Regions from separate parts of the Homo sapiens genome. Here region 2 is linked to region 1. A link is a loop called in an ENCODE intact Hi-C map of the cell type or tissue named here. Cell type or tissue: mammary epithelial cell. All regions are shown on one strand. Links, peaks and the distances in the headings refer to the core of each region. The heading gives the core; the rest is flanking DNA. Region 1 overlaps GPSM2 (G protein signaling modulator 2). Region 2 overlaps AKNAD1 (AKNA domain containing 1).

Region 1 (2,915 bases), core at 158-2,657:
TTACCTCTTGCTACAAATAACTGCTTACTGTTTTATCAGGAATGTATATAAACTTCAGTTATAGAGGCAGCTGCCCTGAACAAGAGTAGCCGCTTAAATTATATTACGGGAAGTTAAAAATACTGTGATGCAGCTGTAATGTTATGTTTAAATGTCTGTCCTGTATAATTTTGTAGAATGGAAGCTTCTTGCCTAGAGCTGGCCTTGGAAGGGGAACGTCTATGTAAATCAGGAGACTGCCGCGCTGGCGTGTCATTCTTTGAAGCTGCAGTTCAAGTTGGAACTGAAGACCTAAAAACACTTAGCGCTATTTACAGCCAGTTGGGCAATGCTTATTTCTATTTGCATGATTATGCCAAAGCATTAGAATATCACCATCATGATTTAACCCTTGCAAGGTAATTAATTTAAGCTTTTAAATATTCTTCCTTCTGAAATTAGCTATTACTTTAAAAAATATTTCTATTCAATTAACAAAAACTAACTTAATACATTTAATGAGTTCTACTTCAGTAACATCGCTTTTCAAAACTAACCTTTAGGCTGAACACAGTTTAATTGAATGAATAGTAGTGAATTGACCCTAGAGTTTAATTAAATGGATGAAAACTAATTACATTCAAATCCAGAAATGTAAGTTTTAAATATTTATTTAAAGTAGGTTTCAAAGCCAATGGGTTTTTCTTACCTTAAGCATGTCAGTTTGTCCTCTTGGAAAACTGTACTCTGGCTACTTTATATTTTAACACCATTTGTATTTTAATACCATTTGGTTTTTTGTTTTTTGTTTTTTGTTTTTTTCAGGACTATTGGAGACCAGCTGGGGGAAGCGAAAGCTAGTGGTAATCTGGGAAACACCTTAAAAGTTCTTGGGAATTTTGACGAAGCCATAGTTTGTTGTCAGCGACACCTAGATATTTCCAGAGAGCTTAATGACAAGGTAATACCGCAGCATTAGATGGTAGGCCTAATATTTTCATTCAAAGGGCTTTGCATTTTAATACTATTTAATTATTCTATAGTTTATTTTAAAATTAATACCAAAAAAGAAAACATTTATAGACTAATAGAAGTAAAAGAAAAAAAATTTAATGGAGAAAAAGAAGGAAATAGTAAGAGGTCTTTCATAAGTAATTATTTGATTGGTTCTGTATGGAGAGCCAATATAAAAATTTTTTTCCCTTGTCCGTAATACTAAGGATATTACAAATATATATGATAAACCTGACCTCTGTTTTCAAAATGTAAACTTTGCTGATGTCTTCATTTAGGTGGGAGAAGCAAGAGCACTTTACAATCTTGGGAATGTGTATCATGCCAAAGGGAAAAGTTTTGGTTGCCCTGGTCCCCAGGATGTAGGAGAATTTCCAGAAGAAGTGAGAGATGCTCTGCAGGCAGCCGTGGATTTTTATGAGTGAGTAGGGGCTGATATGGGCAGTCATGTAGGCCCATCTAAGCCGTGGATCTGCTGTACGTTCTTTATTCAGTAGTAAGTTTTTAAGTTTGGCAAAGATTTTAAAGTTATGAACTAGCAAAATCATCAATTCAGTTGCTTAAATGTTACAGTGTTATATTAGTAGTAATCTGCAGCTTTCATTTAAGTTGCAGACCAGTGCCACTTAGTGGCAAAAGCAAGAAATGTCAATGGTTGGTCTGTTATTTAGAGTAATTTAGTCTTTTACCAATAGAATTTCATAGAACTACTTAACTATAGGGGTTCCAAGATTAACTCTGTGCTTGACCCTGGGCAGAAACCTATCTGAATAGTTTAATAAAGTGTTCCCAGCTATTTCCTATAATTGCTCTTCATCATAGATGTCATCCTTAAAATGTTGCACATTATGGCTGTAAGCTTCCCTACATTTTTTTCTGATAAAAAGAATTAGATATGTAAATCACATACATAAAATTGTTCTGCAAACTTATTTTTTCATCACTTTTTGCGATCCCTTAGGGAAAACCTATCATTAGTGACTGCTTTGGGTGACCGAGCGGCACAAGGACGTGCCTTTGGAAATCTTGGAAACACACATTACCTCCTTGGCAACTTCAGGGATGCAGTTATAGCTCATGAGCAGGTACAGTGGAAAGCCTTGGAGCCAGATCATTTCCTCCATCAAAGTTCTGAACAGTGATTAGATCATTCTTCAGTTTTATTTTATCTACATCTAATTAAAATTGTTTGTTTCAGCGTCTCCTTATTGCAAAAGAATTTGGAGATAAAGCAGCTGAAAGAAGAGCATATAGCAACCTTGGAAATGCATATATATTTCTTGGTGAATTTGAAACTGCCTCGGAATACTACAAGTTAGTCTAATATTTCTGTAGATAAATGTAAAATGAATACTCAGTCCCATTAATTCATAGGCTTTAGGTTTAAAATCTGATTGTAGCAGAACTTTTGGCATCTAAGCCTCAATTTCCTTATCTGTAACAGAATATATCAATACTTCATTTTGGGGAATGCTGTGAGGATTGAATGAAATAATATACTAAACACAGTATCTGGTACACAGTGCTCAATAAATATTATTGTACATAAGATTTAATAGCAGCAGTATGACCCCTTTATAATATTGGTTTTTATCTTTAAAAGTAATTGTTTTTAAATGAAGTTTTCAACCTTTAATATCTTTTAAACCTGTTTAGCATATGTGGTGTATATTGTGTATATGCTTTATTTCACTCAGTTATGGGTTAGAAGAGAGGCCAAAAGAAAGCCTTGTAACAAAAATATTTATAGTCTATACCAGTGATCACTGAATTTTTTTCTCTACCTTCCCACCCTCTTATTGAGCAGTTCTCCCTTTACCCTCTTTCTGCCTATATTTGACTGTCACTGTAAGCTGAGTCCCCCATTCACTTACCTGAAGCATTTACAATCCCAGCTTCTTCTGTGGCAGGATCTCTCTTAT
Region 2 (2,915 bases), core at 323-2,822, 80 kb before region 1:
GGGATTGAAAAAAAGACCAGCACGTGACTGATGAGCATGAATCAGAGGGTGAGGTCAGCCGCCAGCTGGGCTGTTTCCCTGCCGCAGAGAAAGAGAAAAAAAGAACAGCTCTTAGAGGCCATTGATGGGGATTGGGGGGCCATAACCACTGAGAGGGTATTCAGGGATACAGCGCATGCGTATGGAAACATTTGAAAGTGGCCTGGGGATTCGAGTTAGTGATTTGAAATAGGAAACTGTTGGCAACTCTGATCACAGTGTCACTGGAACAGACCCAGTGCCTTCAACCCCCGGCCAGGGAAATCCTGTAGCTGAGGCACCACCCACAAATCACTTTCTCCAGGAAATTTCCCTTGGAACCAATTTAGAATAATACAAACCTTGCGACTGCTGAGGCTGTGTGTCTTTAGCTTAGTTCTGAGCACAAAATTGTCTTTAGCAGAGCATTTTCTGAAGCTCTGATACTGTAATAACTTAAGAGCTGCCAGTTCTGTGGGCATCAAGATCAAACTTACGAGCTGCAATGCTTCTCGAATGATTTTCTAAGTCCTCACCTCAGATTTTATTTCTTCAGTGCTATCAAAGTCACATAAGGATTTGCTTCCAGAAATCCTGCAGGAGTAGAAATGGGGTGAGGGTGTTGCAGGGTCTGAGCTGTAGGTCATGAAAGCCTGAAGTTTTTTTCTGGAAGACAAAAGCACATTGATACTTGTGTCAAGCGCCACCCTCAAGCACACTCCTGTTCACGTCAGCTCTGTGGTAGGTAATGGCTCTGTGTGGTTTGGGTGTGGGTGGATTCGTGCACCCGCTGCCCTCCTAGCTCTCATACTCCCATGTGGCTGACCGCAGCTGGGCTTCAGAAAATGGTTGTTGCCATGACCATGCGGGTGTTTTCTCCCGGAATTGATCTCCTTTTCCTCTAGTACAGAAAGAGGCAAGACTCTAAACACATTTTTTATTCCGTTTTCATTCTTTTGGGGCCAACTTTCTTTTTTTTTTTTTAATTTTTTTTTTTTTTTTTTTTTTGAGACAGAGTCTCGCTCTGTTGCCCAGGCTGGAGTGCAGTGGTGTGATCTCTGCTCGCTGCAAGCTCCGCCTCCCGGGTTCACGCCATTCTCGTGCCTCAGCCTCCCGAGTAGCTGGGACTACAGGCGCCCGCCACCACGCCCGGCTAATTTTTTGTATTTTTTTTTAGTAGAGATGGGGTTTCACCGTGTTAGCCAGGATGGTCTCGATCTCCTGACCTCGTGATCCGCCCGCCTCGGCCTCCCAAAGTGCTGGGATTACAGGCCTGAGCCACCGCGTCCGGCCTTTTGGGGCCAACTTTCTACCTTGCATTTTTATAAAACAAATACACAAAACTGCCAATTGCAGGTACCTTGGGTTGAGTTCATTCTGGCACCAGTGAGCTTTCACCCCAAGGAGGCAGAAGCAGTCAAAAAATAAAAGCAGCTCCTTTTGAAGTAAACAGGCTCCCCTTGCCTGCTACACTGTGATTGGTTCTCTCTCAGGGATGGGCCAGAAGTCTGCACTAGGTGAGTGAGGGGTGCAGGGCCACTGGGCTGTTAAGGTTGTGCAGAGCATGGCTCTAGGGGGTTATTTGCATAGTCTGTGAAGGGCACTGCCTGGAGTTAGGCTTTTCTCAAGCATGAGCAGTGGCCCTGAGGGATGCCATGAGAACTTGCCTGTTGACTGAGCAGTCATAGAGCCACCCTCACAGCTTCCTCCGGCTTCAGGTTTCCTCTGTTAAGCATTACTTTGGTGCATAAAACACTTGTGAGGAATATCATCTCCAGAAAATATCCTTTCATCCCTCTCCCCTACCATAGGAGCATCAATTGGTTCTGCAAGTTATTTTAACACATTGGATTGATCCTCCAGGCAAGAGGTGGTCCAGCATCCGGGGCCCCTAACTAATGAAATACTCTGGGCAGGGGATAGCAGAGTGGTGCAGAGTCCTCTCTCTCCCCATATCCCATCAGTCTCCACTGTCAACAGTATAACAGCCATCGCTTGCTGAGTACTTATTATGAGCCTGGTACCATTCTAAGTGCTTTATATGTATGGACTCAGTCCTCAATGAGTTTGGCACCATTATGATTCCCACTTTACATGCGGGGAAATGGAGGCACACATAGGTCAAGGAACCTGCCCAAGGACACAGAACCAAGACAAACCCAAGAAGTCGGCCAGGCATGGTGGCTCACGCCTGTAATCCCAGCACTTTGGGAGGCCGAGGTGGGTGAATCACCTGAGGTCAAGAGTTGGAGCCCAGCCTGGTCAACATAGCGAAACCCCGTCTCTACTAAAAATACAAAAATTAGCTGGGCATGGTGGCGGGTGCCTATAATCCCAGCTACACGGGAGGCTGAGGCAGGAGACTCACTTGAACCTGGTGGGGCAGAGGTTGCAGTGAGCCATGATCGTGCCACTTCACTCCAGCCTGGGCGAAATAGTGAAACTCCATCTCAAAAAAAAAAAAAAAAAACCAAGAAGTCTCCAAAGGTCACGTTCTTAAACACTGTGCTAGACTATGGTGGAGGGTAGTAGGTTCAGACTGAGTGGCTCTGAGTGCAGAGCCTGAATTGTTAGCCACTCTGCTGCGCTATTGGTTCTGTCTCTTAAATAGCTCTTGAATGAATACACAGACTTTTCTCTTTCCATCTCCACCACCCTTGGTCAAGCTGCATCATCTCACCTGAATTATTGCACTGGCCTCTTATTTGGCCTTTGTCCTCCAATCTTAACTCCTCTAATTCGTTTCCACTCCTTCAGTAGCTAGACTGACCCTTTAAAACACTAAGAAATTTTTAAATTCCCTGATTAAAAAACTTAATTGGGTGGGCCTGCCACAGTGGCTCATGCCTGTAATCCCAGTGCTTTGGGTGACTGAGGTAGGAGGATTGCTGAGGCTA

The links. A loop is a pair of places that touch in the nucleus more often than their neighbours do. Peaks named below come from ENCODE experiments on the same cell type or tissue, not always from the same donor. Only the 100,000 strongest peaks of a DNase experiment are listed, where the experiment ranks them.
Region 2: a loop joins it to region 1, with 6 times the contacts of the local background. A loop is called at or near these places in 97 of 110 quality-filtered maps.

What each region holds. Positions count from the first base shown.
Region 1 is chr1:108,896,688-108,899,602 of GRCh38, forward strand. GPSM2 (G protein signaling modulator 2) reads left to right here. Exons shown (of 15, transcript NM_013296.5): 3 at 177-398; 4 at 805-940; 5 at 1,272-1,414; 6 at 1,955-2,078; 7 at 2,192-2,307. Among named protein-coding and RNA genes, the nearest start is that of GPSM2, 21 kb to the left of the region's middle. In mammary epithelial cell, for the core only: a CTCF peak has its summit at 1,627 (motif pointing left); no DNase peak of the experiment used is centred there.
Region 2 is chr1:108,816,494-108,819,408 of GRCh38, forward strand. It overlaps AKNAD1 (AKNA domain containing 1), which reads right to left. Exons shown (of 16, transcript NM_152763.5): 15 at 555-684. The region is part of intron 1 of LOC105378891 (a long non-coding RNA gene); the gene reads left to right. Among named protein-coding and RNA genes, the nearest start is that of AKNAD1, 39 kb to the right of the region's middle. In mammary epithelial cell, for the core only: a CTCF peak has its summit at 1,420; a DNase peak (open chromatin) is centred at 778; H3K4me3 peaks cover 272 bases; H3K27ac peaks cover 1,230 bases.